2 separate regions of the Homo sapiens genome follow, and region 1 is linked to region 2. A link is a loop called in an ENCODE intact Hi-C map of the cell type or tissue named here. Cell type or tissue: endothelial cell of umbilical vein. All regions are shown on one strand.

Region 1 (8,000 bases), 160 kb before region 2:
TAATGACTAGGCTAATACACTATGTGGTTCTTCTAGGGTTCAAGCATCACTGTTAGGTGTGCTGGAATCCTTTCCCGAGTCAGTACTGCTTTCTAGAAGAAAACCGGGGAGATCTATTTGGAATGTATCTAACTCCAAAGAAACCATCAGAGGTAACAGGTAGGAGATATGAAACGACCTTTTAGATATGAACCCTAATTGAATAAAAGTTGCCAAACAACTGTTCCCAAACATCTAAAGAAGAGTTTTAGTCTAAGTGGAATGGCTGGAGAGTATGGGAAGAGTTCTTTCCTACTCTGTCCAAACACAAGCCTCTGTGACATTTATCAAAGAAATGCAGCCCTTTAAATCTGGGTATAAGTCCGAAAGGTGCTTTCCTTGTGAAGCTTCTTTTGTCCTCTGCTTTTAGGACTCTCTGCACACTGCATCCTCTATGTCACCCTCCAGTACATCTGCTCTTACACAAGGGGCCCCACAGGGACTGGCCCACACACCAGCCAGGGCACATGGGCCAACTTTTAACAGCAAAAGGAAATGCTAAATCCTAGAGTAGGGCAGATGAGAAAAATGGCATTCTTCAGAGAGCTGGGATGACTCACATTAAGATCAAGGGCCCTGAAGTAAGACAGACCTGAGTCTGAATCTCAATTCCAACAATAAATTTGTTTATACACTTAAGGCATCATGTATAGTATTGTTAAATAGATACTTTACAAGATTGTAACTAAGAGGAAGCAAAATAATATCTGTAAAGCGTTTCATAGATTGGCCAGCATATAGTAAACATTTAATAATTAGTAGCTATTATTATTTTTCCTTAAATATTTTTTTTCTGGCTTCCTAGCAATCATAAAATTTAGTCTTGTATAGACTCCATGGCTAGGACTTGCAGAATTAAAAATGGTCTGAACAATTTAGACATTGCCTTTTTGTCCTCAAACCAAGGGGTGAATTTTTATTCTAAAATATCCAGATTGTCCATATCACTTAACCAGTTGATTGCTAAGTCTGTATTTCTCTTTTATGCAATTGGGAAACATTAAAAAGTTGAATGTATATACTGTACACATACATGCACACACATAGACTTAAGTACATAAATGTGTATGTACCTTCCATAGCACTTAGCTCATCTGTTCTTTCCTATGACCTTTTCTATAATCCTGTGAAGTAGGTTTTATATTATCCTATTTTATGATTAAAGGAGAAGGGAAGACAGAAAAGCAGCCTGGCTTGGCCAGAGGCCTTGCAATTGATTACGTATAGAGCCAGGGAGTCCTGACCCCTTTTCAGTTTTTCTTCCTCTGTACTGCTGTGATGACTGTGGAAGTGAAGTACTTCTTTGGCTGCCAAGGAAGTCCCAGCTGAAAGGTAACCAAAGGAAAGGAGTATTTGGGAGCAGCATGGCTGAAATCCAGTTAACAGTTAAAATCCCGTTGGGCAATTTCTCGTTAATTGACAACAGGAATTGCTGTCACTGTCCTGTCTAGCCACTTTCAAACGGTGGGGATGTTAGCAAGAGCTCCCAGTGAATGCTTCCTAGGAGAGCAGTGATTGCTTTGGCTAGCTTCTTCTGTAGCAGTTTTCTGGCGGTGAAAAGTCTGTACTAAGACAATTGGAGGTGGTAATCATTTTCTAATAACCACCTCAGGCTTTTGGCACCTAATTCGCTGGCACTGTCTAGGGAAGCTCCTTATGCTAACTCATGCTTCTTGCCATGTCAATCTGCTTATCTAATTTTGCTGGGAAATCTGATATCACCCTTCAAATAGTTCACCTCAGTGGGATCCAGTGTGTGACCTGCAAAGTGCTCAAGGAAGAGTCTGATCAGCTCTGACAAGCAAACAGCAGAAAGAAGTTTTGAAAAAACGGCTACCGTTTTTGCAGCTTTTTCACTGTGGTTCCATGGTGTTTGAAATCAGAATGTAATATTGAGTTAATGACACAAGGAAACACTTGGATGTTCATATTGTCTACTTGGTTTTCATGAACCTCACATGGACTGGCTTCATCCTGTTTCAGAGTCCATTCAACTGTAATTTCCACTCTACTTCCTGTGCAGGCCTTCCTCTGGTTTGTGGGCTGTACATTTCAGCCTGCTCCTTTAAGGGGCCCCCTGAGCTGAAAATGAAAGAGACATTTTGTTGCTTCTGCTACCTGCTTATCGTCCAATCCCAATCTCAGATTTTCTTTTTCTATTTTTTAAACCCGAGTAGCACTTTTCCAACTAGTGTGTAGTTTTTCTTTCAATTCTCTGCTCTTCACAGTAATTAAACAAGAGCTAGCCTCCTTTTCCAAATCTTGTTTTTGTAATACCTTTATTCCCAAAGAGTTATGCTTATAAGAGTAACATAAATGTGTTAAACTTGGTATTGATTTGATGATTTCATAAACCCCAGACTCCTTGAAATTCTGCAGGTTTTTGTGAAAGGACTTGCTTAAAATCTTTGCTAATCTACCTGAATTTTCTTCCAAAGGCAGTTATATACAATGTTTCTTAAAACTAATTCTCCAAATTTGCAATTTGGCAGCATCCTACTGGGACTCTAGAAGGCTGATAAATCATGGAGAGTAGGTATTCATATAGGAACTATGAAAGCTGTATGTAGTAAACACTACTTAAGAAGGCCTTACATTTCATAAAAAGTTGGAGATTTTTGTGGAGACTCATAAAATGCATCCTTTATATCAGTGAAGTTTTTGCTTCTAGGTATATTATACTCACATCGAAACACTCCAGGGATTTTGTTTTCAGCCTGCATATACCACGTATATTTATTATCTGGATAGATAAATTAGACGTATACATTTAAAGGAGTTTGCATCAGCTGCTGCTAGGAAGTTTTTCTTGTGTTAGTTAAGATCCTGTGAAACAACCCTTGACATTTCACTAGCTGCACAGTTTGTAATAAAATCCATTTTAGCCTGAGGTTAAATCATGACTGTGGTCCTCACATCATGGTGGGGGATCCTGGTGGCCAGATTAAAGGAAACTCCACATTCTCATTTCTGACTTCCCTACAACCTTGTATTAAGACCTTAATTGAAAAACTTATTGCCTCTCTCACCAAAATATTTCAAATTTTAATAGTTTCCCCCAATGAAATTACAAGTACTATTTTACTTTTTTCAGTGCCCTTGGAATTTCGAGGCTGGATGGGGGGCTTCAATGTCTGACTCATTAAGTGTTCTATATACAAAGCCCTACATGGTCCCTAGAGCATAGCAGGCATTCAGTGAATGAAATGAATGAATGAAAAGCTAGAGTCACATTTTAGTGACCTAACTGTATATTTTCAGAGTAATGTAGTGCTTAAAAAAGGACAATGATAACACGTTTCTACAAAGAGATGCATGACAGATAACACTTCTCAAGAAGAAGGAATTTAGCTTCTGTCATTTGATCTAGGTTTTCAATTACAGAAGCATTGAGAATTTCCTGTGGCTGGATAAGGGCGAATCTTTAAGGCAAGTTGAAGACCCAGGCTGCCCATGTGGACATCAATACTCCCACAGAGCACTCTTCATGAAGAAAAGTGTGGGCTTGCTGTCTTTTCATCAAAACTCGTAGAATTTGGCTGACTGCCTGGTTTATCCCAGGACATTAGTCAGCCCACAAATCCCGCATTTGTTTATTCAGTCCAGAGCAAGTGAATACTGCCATTTTCTCATCTCCTTTGTTGGCAACACTTTGTTAACCTGAATTGGGTTCTCAACATAAAATGAAGTGACTAATCTTTTGGGGGGTTCCCCCTCCCAGGTTCTTGTATGAGCAACTAAATCTACACACCACAAAGCCCCATGCTGTCATTTTTTCTCATCCTGCCCCTTTATTTTGATGATTCCACATTGTAGTTCATGAAACCAATACCTTCTAGAGTGTGGCTGAACTGGCGCCAGCATTAAGAAAAGGAGTTTCCAAACTTTTTAGTTTTGTGAGAAAATGTTAGAGGAAGAGGGAGGTTAGGTTGACTATTTATACTTATGTAATCTTCTGTGAATTTGCAGTAGTTATCACCTTGTACTCTCAAAAGTTTTCTAGCTCTGAGTATGTGAATCTGAAAGTGCAGGAAGTAGGAATCTTAGCACAAAACAACCAGTTTGGATTATCACACAATTAATATGGGACGGAGCTGGAGGATGGACCTGAACAGAATGTATATTCTTTATCACTAGGTTATTTATCTATCTACAGATGTCTAGAAAGACCTGGGCTTTTTTAGCAAACGTTTGAGAATCTAGGTTTCTAAGTTTCCATTGACCATGAAAGAGTGATTAGTTTTAGAAGACAGTTGGGGGCAACATTGTGCAAGTCAGAAGAGGGGATGAAGAAAATCATAAAGCTAAACATGTTTGCCATAGGCCCAGGCTGTTTTTCAGCATGTTTCACCTAGCAGCTTGGCAGATAATTCCCAGTGATCATTAGGTCTGTGGAAATTCTGTTTGGTTTATAAAGTTTTGGCCCTGACTATGTGTACCACTGATAACTTGTTTTTCTCTCTCTTCCCTTTTCCTCCAACTCGTAGCCAGAGCTACCTTCCAGATGACTTCTTTCTACCACTTTCTTTCTTCCCAGTGTAAGAGAATGCAAGTATATGCTGATGTTTGGAGCAAGAACATTCAAAAATTTTCTTATTAACATAACTTCTAATGGAAATACAGTATACTACTATGGTGCATACAAAGAAGAAATAGCAACATATATTTGTTTTAGACCTGATTGCTGTATTTTATTCCTTAGGTCCTCCTTGATGTCTTGTAGACCGTCACTAGCTAATTGTTACAGCCATCGAAGGAAAAAATAAGGATTTTTACTTAGGACATACGTAACAGAAAAAGAGATGGTTTAGCAAAAAAGCACAGGCTTTGCAATAAGCAGCCTTAAATTAAAAAAAAAAAAGTTAACTCATAACTAACTGTGTGACCTGGGATAAGTTACTGACCCTCTTTAGGGCTTAGGGTCCTAATCTGCAAAACGGAAATTATAATAATAACCTTAGCTAGCATTTCTTGTGCACATACTATAAGCTGGTGATAAACAATTTATACACACTATCTCATTTAATCCTCACAACAATCCTGTGAGATAGGTACTATTATCATTTCTATTTTACAGATGAAGAATCCAGACATAAGAAGTGAAGTTAAGTAACTTTCTCAAGGTCGCACAGCTACCATATGATGGAGCTGGAATGTGAATCTCTGCAGTTTGACGCCAGAGTGCATGCTCTTAGTCACTACATTTGTCTACAAATCTAAAACACGTAAGACACATAGGAGGTGCTCAGTTAGTGGTATCTATTATTAAATCAGACTATAAATAATCACCAGGCAATACTTGAAAGGCCACAAACAATTTCTTAGGATTTGTGACAATACTAATAATTATAACTGATTATGAGCATACCTTGTGTCAGGCACTTCTTTTCATAGTATTTCAGTCATTATTTAAGAGATTTATTCTTATTTTTATTTTTCTAGTGAGAAAACTGAGGCTCAAAAAAGCCGACAAATTTGTTTAGGATTACAAAAATATCAAATGATAGGATTGAAAATCAAATCCATATCCTTTCTATGTGAAAACCTGTGTTCTTTCAGCTTTTTTTATTTTTATTTTTTTATTTTTTATTTATTTTTTTAAATTTTTATTTATTTTATTTTTTTATTTTATAAGCCTTTTTATTTTTATTTATTTTACTTTATTTGTTGTTGCTGGTGTTTTTTTCTTGAGACAGAGTCTCACTCTGTCTCAGCTCACTGTAACTTCTGCCTCCCGGGTTCAAGCAATTCTCCTGCCTCTGCCTCCCAAGGAGCTGGGATTACAGGCACCTGCCACCATGCCTGGCTCACTTTTGTATTTTTAGTAGAGATGGGGTTTCACCATGTTGGCCAGGCTGGTCTCGAACTCCTGACCTCAAGTGATCTGCCTGCCTTGGCCTCCCAAAGTGCTGGGATTTACAGGCATGAGCCACCACGCCCAGCCTGCCTGATTTTTAAAATTATTAAATTCATATTTGTTATTTATCAGATGCCTCTGCCACTTTATTTTTTAAAAATTTATTTTTATTAAGGTATAGTTAACAAATAAAAATTCTATATATTTATTGTGTACAGTGGAATGTTTTGATATATGTATACATTGTGAAATGGTTAAATCAAACTAAGATATCTGTCATCTCATATGCATGCCATATTTTTGTGGTGAGAACATTTATGATCTACTCTCTTAGCAATTTTTAATATTCTGCTGTTTGACTTTTAAACCAAGGCTTGGATTAGGACAGTCTTTGTAGCTTAGTTTTAGGTTCAGGGATAACAAAAGTTGTTTTATCCTTTGGGCTTTTGCAACTTGCCATTTTCTTAATGAAGATCTGGGAGAAAAATTAGTTTAAGTGGTTTTTAAAATAGCCATTAGCTCAGGACATACTCAGCCAAGGCAGGATAAGTAGTTTTGCCAGCATTCTTCTGTAGGTAGGTTGGTTGTTTTTTGTTTTTTTGCCACAGTCTTTTTAAAAAATATAACTTTAAAAAAACCTTGGTTTTCTGTGATTGATCTTTTTCACTATTTTTTATAGAGGGCCAGGAATATGAGTAAATAATTCTTGGGCTTGGGTGCAGATGATCCACGTGCTGGCAGACAGAAATCTAAAGGGACAAAAGAGGCTGTCCTTTGAAGATACTTTTCCTGGCTTGGGTTTTATATTTTTGGATTTGATTTAGTGAAAATTTTTATTGAGGACCTACTGCATACCAGACACTCGGCTACATTATGAGAGGTTTGGGGGGCCTATATTGGCATATAGGGAGGATGAATAAAGAATACAAACAATTATAGTACAAATCAGAATAAAATTTGGCATGCAACGGGCTATCAGATAGTATGGAGGAAGAAAGCATATTTTATTAGTGGAGCTAGGAAATACGTTACAAAGTTGATAGCATTCTTGATGGGTCTTGAAGGTTACATAGATTTTTTTTTCTTTTTTTTTTTTTGAGACGGAGTCTTGCAGTGTCGTCTGGGCTGGAGTGCAGTGGTGCAATCTCACCTCCCGGGTTCAAGTGACTCTCCTGCCTCAGCCTCCTGAGTAGCTCGGATTAGAGGCTCCTGCCACCACATCCAGCTAATTTATATATGTGTGTGTGTATATATATATATATATATATATTTTTTTTTTTTTCCAGTAGAGACGGGGTTTCACCATGTTGGCCAGACTGGTCTTGAACTCTCGACCTCGTGATTCGCCCGCCTCGGCCTCCCAAAGTGCTGGGATTACAGGTGTGAGACACCACACCCGGCGGATAGAGAGAATTTTGACAGGTGAGGAGGTATTCCAATGCAAAAGAATAATAGGAGCAAAAGCACAGTGGTGAGAAATTGGAGGGGAACTGTGAAAATTGCCACATAGATTAGAGGCAGGAAAATAAAGGACGGCTAAGTTTATATAGTGAACAGTGAGCCGCATGGACACAGGTGACTGTTTTCTCCTTTTTGAACCCCTGCTTACTCCAGAGTCACCACCTCTCCTGGCTTTCTGCCAATCTTCTTGGCCACAGTTTCTCGGTCTTCTTTTCTGGCTTCTCTTCCTTGGCCTGAATGCTACATGTTAAGTGATGTCAGCTTCAGTTTTCTTAACCTCTCTTCTCTTAAGTTGCTATCATTTAAATATCTTTAAATATCATCTACATCCAAGTGACCTCTAAACCAGTAATTTTACCCATGACCCATCTCCTCAACTCCGGATTGTATATAAAACTGTCTACTCAACATCTTCACTTTTGATGTCTAAATCTCTATGTCCAATTTAGAATTCTTGATTCTTTGCTTTCCCTCCCTCCTGGAAATCCTGCTCTTACCAGTCTTCCCCATCTTAATTAATGAACCTGACATTCACCTAGTAGCTTAGTCCTCAAAACTAGGGATTAATCTAGATTTAGTCATTTTTCTTACTCTTGCCATATAATAACATATTATTCTGAGTTTACCTTTACCCGACCCCAAA
Region 2 (8,000 bases):
CAAAAATAATACTAAAATGCTTAGGCTCATAAAATAAATATTAATTTCCCGGAGTTTGTGTCTTTTTGTCCTTTCCTTTTAAAATTTCCTTTATTGTATATTCATTCATTCTTTATTTCTGTAACAAAAAGTTCCAAAATATCTTTGTTCTTAGCACTTTGCAGACATAGGGTGTACACAAACTCATAAGATATGGACTCTGCCATGGAAGATGGGAGGACATGCTGTTTGAATACATCAATAAATAAGAAATAGTTTCATGCTGTTTTTGTTCAGTATGTATTTAATGATAGGTTTTACTATTTCTTTGATGTGTGTGAAGCTTCTATTACTTTCTGAGAATTTTGTTTACTGAGTCAAATTTTCTGCCTAGAGGCCTTAAGCTGCTGTGACAGACATGTTGAAATTTTTATAATGCGTGAATAGAGTATCAGTGTTGAGGCTCAGTGCAGTGCATTTGAGAACATTGTTTTTTCTGTAAGGAAACAACTTGCTATCACTCTGACCTAGGCAACAGATTTACAGATGCACTTAGGAAATCTAGTGATCTTTACTATCTGCTATCTCTAAATGTGACTGAATTGCATTGAATAAATATTTACTGAGAGTCTACTAAGAAGAGCCTCCAAGATTCTGCATTAGATTTGTACAGAAGTCGCTGTAACATGCTAGGAGAGCCATCAGAGGAGACAGAAGCAAACTCATGGTGGTAAGAGGATGCAGGAGTCTGTGGTGGCTGTGGTCTTAGGAATATTTCAGGGTATCAAGGAAGTAAGCTAATGAATAATTTCTGAAAGGGCTTTGAATACTTGGCTGGCAATGGCAAGTTACATATGACCAACCTAATTATCACTTTGCTTCTCATCCAATAATGAGTCAGTGTCTGTCTGGTGAGGTTCTGACACACCCAAAGTGCTCTGCCAGCAGATATATGAAACTCTGAAGAATAGTCTTCATATGATCTTTGGTTGTGATATGATTAGGAGGGAGTAGTCTGAATTGTGGGGCTCCCTGAAGTCTTCAAGCAGGGTTCTGGTCCGCAAGTTCTCTCCTGGAAGGTGGGAGGGGTCCTGAGGGGTCATGATCTATTCAAGCCCCCATCCAACCCCCACATCACTAAACATTCCCATTTGTGTCTTCTGGTGCTTCATGTTACATATGAAGTACAAAGACCATTGAATACTTTCACTTTCATTTTGGAAATCCTATCTATTGAGGGTAGGAAATGTGGTTTCTAGGGTTTGTTGACCATTTGGTTACAATTTGGGATTGCAACTGACTTGCAGGATTTCAGACAATGCAAAGGCAAAGTCTAGTCTATTCCTGGAAGAAAAATCATGGGATGGGGAGACCTTTTTTATCTATGCCACTTTTTAACCTTTTTTTGGAGGTACTGGCAGTTATAGCCACATAATTCTATTAGGCCATCGATGGCTGGGTCTAGATCTGTGACTTTCAAATTAGGTCTTAATAGGGTTGGAATAGGGTTATAGTGGTGTCCATTGTAAATTGGTTCCTAAAATTTTATTTATGTCCCATCTACTCCTTTAACAAATATGCCTTAAGCACTTACTATGTGAGGGACTCTGTGTTAATTCTTGTCAAGAGATATAAAAATGTATAGTCTTGGCCGGCGCGGTGGCTCACGCCTGTAATCCCAGCACTTTGGTAGGCCAAGGTGGGTGGGTCACGAGGTCAGGAGATCAAAACCATCCTGGCTAACACGGTGAAACCCCGTCTCTACTAAAAATACAAAAAATTAGCCGGGCATGGTGGTGGGCACCTGTAGTCCCAGCTACTCGGGAGGCTGAGGCAGGAGAATGGTGTGAACCCGGGAGGCGGAGCTTGTAGTGAGCCTAGACTGTGCCACTACACTCCAGCCTGGGCGACAAAATGAGACTCCATCTCAAAAAAAGAAAAAAAAAAGTGTAGTCTTGCATGCCTCTTTATCACCTGTCAAGGGTGATAAGTTTAAAACAATTTTTTTCCTCTGGGATTTGAAGATTTTCTCCTGTTTCTTTTCTTCACTATTTCTTAAGATGAGAGTCTCTATGTCCTGTGAATATGTAATAAGCAAAGAACAAAAGTAGTTTTCTGACCTTTAACTGTTTCAGAATAGTTTTGAATATATTAGTTAAAATAGCATAATATTATGTCTTCAACATGAATACAATATCTTAAATTTCATGAAACATGGCACACACTTGTTCTGTGTAGTAACTGTAATAAGGCAGACATCGTTAAATGCCCTATTTTGTAGATGGTGACTCAGAGGTCAAGTAATTTCATTATGACTGGCCAAGTGGCAGAACCTGAACTGGAAAGGGGAGTGTGGTGCCCTTTCCATTGCTTTACATTTCCTTGTAAATGTCAAGAGCAGCTGAATGTTAGTATTCTTTTCAAACTGCAAAGTGACTTTTCAGCAATTGGGGTTGTTGTTTGAAATGTTTTTGAATGGCTTGTCTTCTATCTTTCCCTCATAGGAAAAGAAAAATACGACACATAGCCATGATTGAAGACGTGTACCTTCATCTGAGAAGACATCTGCAAATATTCTGGTCACTATTAAACTATATCCAATTTTTAAGTTGTTTATTTTTAAGTGAGGGCTGTTTTTATAGATAAAGTTTAAAAAGTCTGGCATTGTTGACATATATTTTACATTAACCTTTGCTTTTGGAAGAACCAGATATTCCCAATGTTAGTGTAATCGATCGTATTTTTTTGATTGTTATGTGGCAGTTGCATGTATTACGTTTTTAAGTTGTCATAATAACCTGGTGAGAGAAGTACTATTATTATTTGACTTTTGTAGATGAGAAAATTGAGAGACAGAAAAGTTAAGTGACTTGCCCAAGTTTATACAGCTAGCAAGTAGAAAAACTGAGATTTAAACTCGGGATGGACTTGTTCCAGAGCCCATGTTTTTAACCACAGCATTATACTGACCCGTCTTGGCACTGCACTGATGAGGTGTGTGATCTTTCTTAGGTCACCTAATGGTTTTGGTTTTCAGATTCATTTATGAGAAGGAGAATGCATGGGATAATTTATTTTCTGAGCAGTATTCCTTGTATGCTTACATGCCTTTATTTAGTCCTCACAAGAACCCTAGACATAGATAGAATTATTATCATCCTTATGTTACATATGGGAAAATTAGAACTTAGAGAGTTCAAGTAACTGCTAAAGGTGACATAATCGGTGTAAGAACTGGGAATCACCGCCAAGATTTCAATCACTATGCTTTACTGTCTTTCCTTTTTAGGGGCTTATGCTGCCGTCAAATTCTTTACATTGAATCCTGGCTTTTTATTTTAGAGTCATAATGGCAATATGTTTGTTTCATAAAACCTTTCATTTAGAATTCATCCAAGAAGTGACTTAGTCTACTTATGGCTGCAAATACTGGGGAGCCATTAGCACAGTGACAGCAATCTTAACAATGAAACATTGTGCTATTAATATTATATTATTATTTTTTTGAGGAGTCACATGTGTAGCAAACAGGATGTAACCGGACATGTCAGGCAAGCTGTTGCTAACCCTGAAGACTACAAGGGATTAAATTCTCATTATTCCTCAGAGTTAGTCCCCAAATATCTGTGTATGTTCAGTTTCTTCAGTTTGGCAGGAAGTTTTAAAGAACTAAACAGCATGCCCTTCCGCCTGTGGCATATTCATAAGCTATTTTTGGGTGAGTCATCGGAATTCTGTGGTTTGTATCCTGAAGGGGGAGAGGAGACACTGTATGTTTAGCCTTTTTTTTTTTTTTTGAAACAGCTAGTTGAAAAAAAAATTCTTTGATAAAAGTTCAACATTAGGTAAGAAATATCTGCGGCAGGATCTTTCCATTGTGATAAATATTCCTCTCATGTTCACATCTCTGGGAATATTATACAAGTTTAATTATTTGACCTGTGCATATTCATGGCTTGACCTAGTGCACACAGAAGCTCTGGTCTGGTGTTTAGCTGAGGCAATTCATGGGGAATAAACAACTGGCTAAATGAGTCTTCTTCTGTCCTTGGAGTCTGCTCCCTAATGTCAAATCAATGCAGTAAGCTGGATAGAGTTGTGGACATTTATGAAAACACAAAGACCAAGCCAAACCTTTTGAGGCCTGTTAGGTAATATAACTAATACTGTAATTGTGGGTTATGATTAAATATTTGTAATGGTAAAAAAAAGAAGTGGGTGAAAATTGACAGTCTTTTTCTTTGTAACAACAAGAGAGCCTAAGAGGGAATTCCAGTAATTAATACATATTTTCCTATCTCATCAGGAAAAGGAGCTGATTGTTAATGGAAGAAGGAAGAAATACAAGTTTGTTGGGTATTTAGTATATGCCAGACGCTGTACTAGGGCTCAAAAAAAATTCCATAGAGACCATTTAGATCTGGCGAACATACTACTTTCAGAAACTGAAGCGAGTTTGTGGTCTACAGCATCAGTAGTCCATAAGACAGAGATTTAAGAAAAGAAATGGTGGTATTTAACACCCCTGTTCAATTATAGTTATCCATATGATATGACTGACTGATTTGTGACTGTCAACAGACGTATTCATAGAGGACAATTTCAAGTTAATCTTCAAAATGGGAGAGTTAAATTATTTTTAAAAAATAAAGAGTGACTACTGTTTGGTCCTTGAAATGATGTTAGGTGGATCATGAATTAGGCATTAAATGGCATTAAAACACATAATGAGAAAATTCTCTCTTTTTAATTCCCTTTCAGTTTTCTGAGTATGTCAAGCAGGAAGTTTCAGTGTGGTGTTAGTGAAATGTTAGCTCTTCTCAGGGCAGGCAACATCTCCCTTCATAACACTCCTTTTTAGAGTTACATTTTATTATGTTTTATTTCTGGCAAGTGAAATTGGTTTCCATTTATATGGAGTAGATATTAAAAATGTATTCATATGAAATATTAATTGATTTAAAAATATTAACTAAATAATACATGTAGTGAGCTGAATGGGCAATGGGACACCACCCTGAAGAAATTATCCACTGTGTAAAACTTCACAATTTTAGTGATTAAGAGGCAGATGGTTTCATAAAAGAAAACAAAAAATATAGTTTGTTTAAGATCTACCTGCTTGTCCAGAGCAGTTGTGTTCAAAGTGTGGTCCATAGACAAATGATGGTCTATGAACTTTTTGCCTGTCTGGAAAAAAATAAATATAGAACTCGTGAGTAACCATTTAGAAACTTTTATAGCTTTTATAGCTTATAGCTTATTGCTTTCATATCCAATTGCACAATATATTTTTCTAGTAATTGTTTTTGGTATTTTACAAAAGTGTCATTCTGTGATAAATTAGGGGAAAACCTAATCATTTGAGAGGGATTGATCTAAAACATATATTTAGAACAAGAACAAAACTAAGAAAAGTGGTAGTCTAAGCAGTTATGGAAAAAGAACATGCATTGGCAGAAAGTATGCAATCATCACAGGATCTAAAAAATAGGAATAAAGAGACTAAGATGGTACCTTTGTAAGGATTGGGACTGTCACAATTATCTTATGGTTGTATCCCAAGGATCCAGTGTAGGTCTTGTCATATAATCAGCATTTGATAAATATCTGTGGAGTGAATGAAGAAGTAAATGAATCAGTGAATGAGCTATGGTGCTTGGCAAGTAGGTCTAATGCAATCGCCAGAGAAAATGCTCTATTACATTGCAGTAATTGTTCATCATGCTTTTCCATTTATAACACTCTCTAATTCCCTTTTTTTCTAGATATATAAATATCAAGTCAACTTCCAAGTATGTATTAATTAGCTTGTCAGTGAATCTTGATTCCAAAAATGTGGTGCCTCAATTTAAAATAAATACTTTTAAATATTGGGTTGAATACTACAACAGGAAGCATAGACTGGATTGTGTTTCAGTAGGAAAAACCTCACTGTCTCAATGGCTTAATCCAACAATCACTTATTTCTTTCTCACATATATGTCTAACAAAGACTGACATAGGGCTTTGCTTATTACAGTCATCTCAACCTGTGTTTCCATGATAACCGTAACAAAAGATGTAGCAAATAACACACTGCCTCTTAGAGCTTCTGCCTGGAAGTGACACATTTTACTTCTATCCACTTTTTTTTTTTTTTTTTTTTTTTGGCGAAAGCAATGAATTCACATCTAATATCAGCGAGGTAGGGAAATGCAGTCCTACTATGTACCAGGAAACTGGAAAGCCAGAAAAATTTCTTGAAGAACACTACTAACCAGCATATACACCCATATGAATTAGATTAACAATAATTATTCTACCTCTGGTTGATCTTCTGTGATTGTACCAACAGCACTGAGTTTATGCACTGCCAGATAACTGGGCTGAATCGTCAATGTGGTGATCCCGTGAACATACTGCTGTTGATACACTTCTGCCTCAGCTGTCAGCTTGCTTACTTTAGCAGCAGCTCTGTTTTCCATTCTTTCTAATATCAATAGTGACATCTGCTACAGAATACCAACTTCTCTGGTTTGAATTCTCTCTCTACCAACTAAACATTACAACTGAATATTTCCTCCCATGAGAAGGAAGGTGATTGGCCTTAGATCTTGCTCTGAGAGATTTCTTCTAATGAATTTTTTAAGTGGCTGCAAATGTAAACTTTCTGTAAATATTCTTGTGTGAGATTGTTAGAATGAGTCAGGTTCCAGGAAGCTGATCAAGCCTGAGAAAATTGAACATATGAAATTTCTAGACTTGCAAACTTGAGAAAGAGGCCTGAGGTCCTAGTGATCTATAGTATTCATGCTATGAGTGTTCAACAGTTTCTGTCTGTCTGTCTGTCTGTCTGTCTGTCTCTCTAACCTACTTATTTTCTAAATGTCTTCCAACACAGGACATACCAACATGTCTAAAGTGGGCTGGAAAGGATAATTCTGAGGTACATAAACATTTTTGCTCTGTAATGCAATATAAAATATCTCCACCCCTTGCTAATAGTTTTGCATAAAGTACTTAAAAATTTTCCAGAAAAAAAGATTTACCTTAAAGACATCACTTTTTTTAATGATACTGTCAGCATTATGTGGACTTCCAAAATTAGTGGAATCTGAATCCAGATGGGTGAAATCTAACGGCACACTAGAGAAAACCATGATTTTCAAAATTATAAATAAATATCAAAACCTCAATATCTGCCTCTGTCTACAAACAGATGACAGAAGGAGGCAGACGTTTGAGACTTCAAAATATGATTAGTATTAACAGCCAAATTAGATTACTAAATTTCTTAAAAGCCACTTTGAAGAGGCTTTTCCCCAAGCTGTCTGTATTGAACGTATTAACAGAATGATTTCCAGAACTTTACAAGATTGTGCCAGTGGACACAGACTAATCACCCGCTGAATTATGGGGGAATGGGGGAGGATTTTTTATTACTCCTACATCAGCTGTGGCACATCTAGACATGTAACTAATCATTTATTAGCCTCTAATTTTGGAAGCTGGCTTTAGACGATAATCCTCATAAAAAGCTAACAAGGAGATGCCTTTGATAAGGCAGTAAATCACTAAGTAGAGAAATAAGCAGTTGATTTATGACTACTTAAATATTTTAGTCTCTGAAAGATAAACCTCCATTTCTGTTTTGCAAGTGACATTCCTATTGTTCCTTAAAAAAATTAAACTTTGATTACGTGATGCAGACAGAACATATTTCCCCCAGTTTCAGAGATTGTAGTTGAGTGACTGAACTTAAATACTAAGATCACTTCCAATTTCCAGAGCCTACTCACTCAGTTTCTTGAAACAGTCTGTGTCTCCAGAGCAATCAGCCTGGCATTGGCAGAGCAGGTGCTCTGTTAGTATATTCTGGTGTGTAGTGCATCAATCCTGTGTTAAAAATTTAAGATTCTATAGGTAAAATATTACTCAAATCATAAAATATTGTCCTTTTAAAAAAATCTAACACATCCTTCATGTTCTTGTTTCAGGACCTTTGCATTTGTCACTCCTTGTAGCCAGAACACCCTTCT

Evidence for each region. Hi-C counts contacts between places; a loop is a spot of excess contacts. Peaks named below come from ENCODE experiments on the same cell type or tissue, not always from the same donor. Only the 100,000 strongest peaks of a DNase experiment are listed, where the experiment ranks them.
Region 1: it touches region 2 in a loop (2.2-fold over the local background); 5 of 110 quality-filtered maps call a loop at or near these places.

The regions. Positions count from the first base shown.
Region 1 is chr9:22,049,070-22,057,069 of GRCh38, forward strand. CDKN2B-AS1 (CDKN2B and CDKN2A antisense cis and trans regulatory RNA 1) reads left to right here. Exons shown (of 19, transcript NR_003529.4): 6 at 37-159; 7 at 7,183-7,318. Among named protein-coding and RNA genes, the nearest start is that of CDKN2B, 44 kb to the left of the region's middle. In endothelial cell of umbilical vein, no CTCF peak of the experiment used is centred here; DNase peaks (open chromatin) are centred at 2,062 and 3,672; H3K27ac peaks cover 1,355 bases.
Region 2 is chr9:22,208,181-22,216,180 of GRCh38, forward strand. No RefSeq gene overlaps it. Among named protein-coding and RNA genes, the nearest start is that of CDKN2B, 200 kb to the left of the region's middle. In endothelial cell of umbilical vein, no CTCF peak of the experiment used is centred here; DNase peaks (open chromatin) are centred at 3,681 and 6,591; H3K27ac peaks cover 1,258 bases.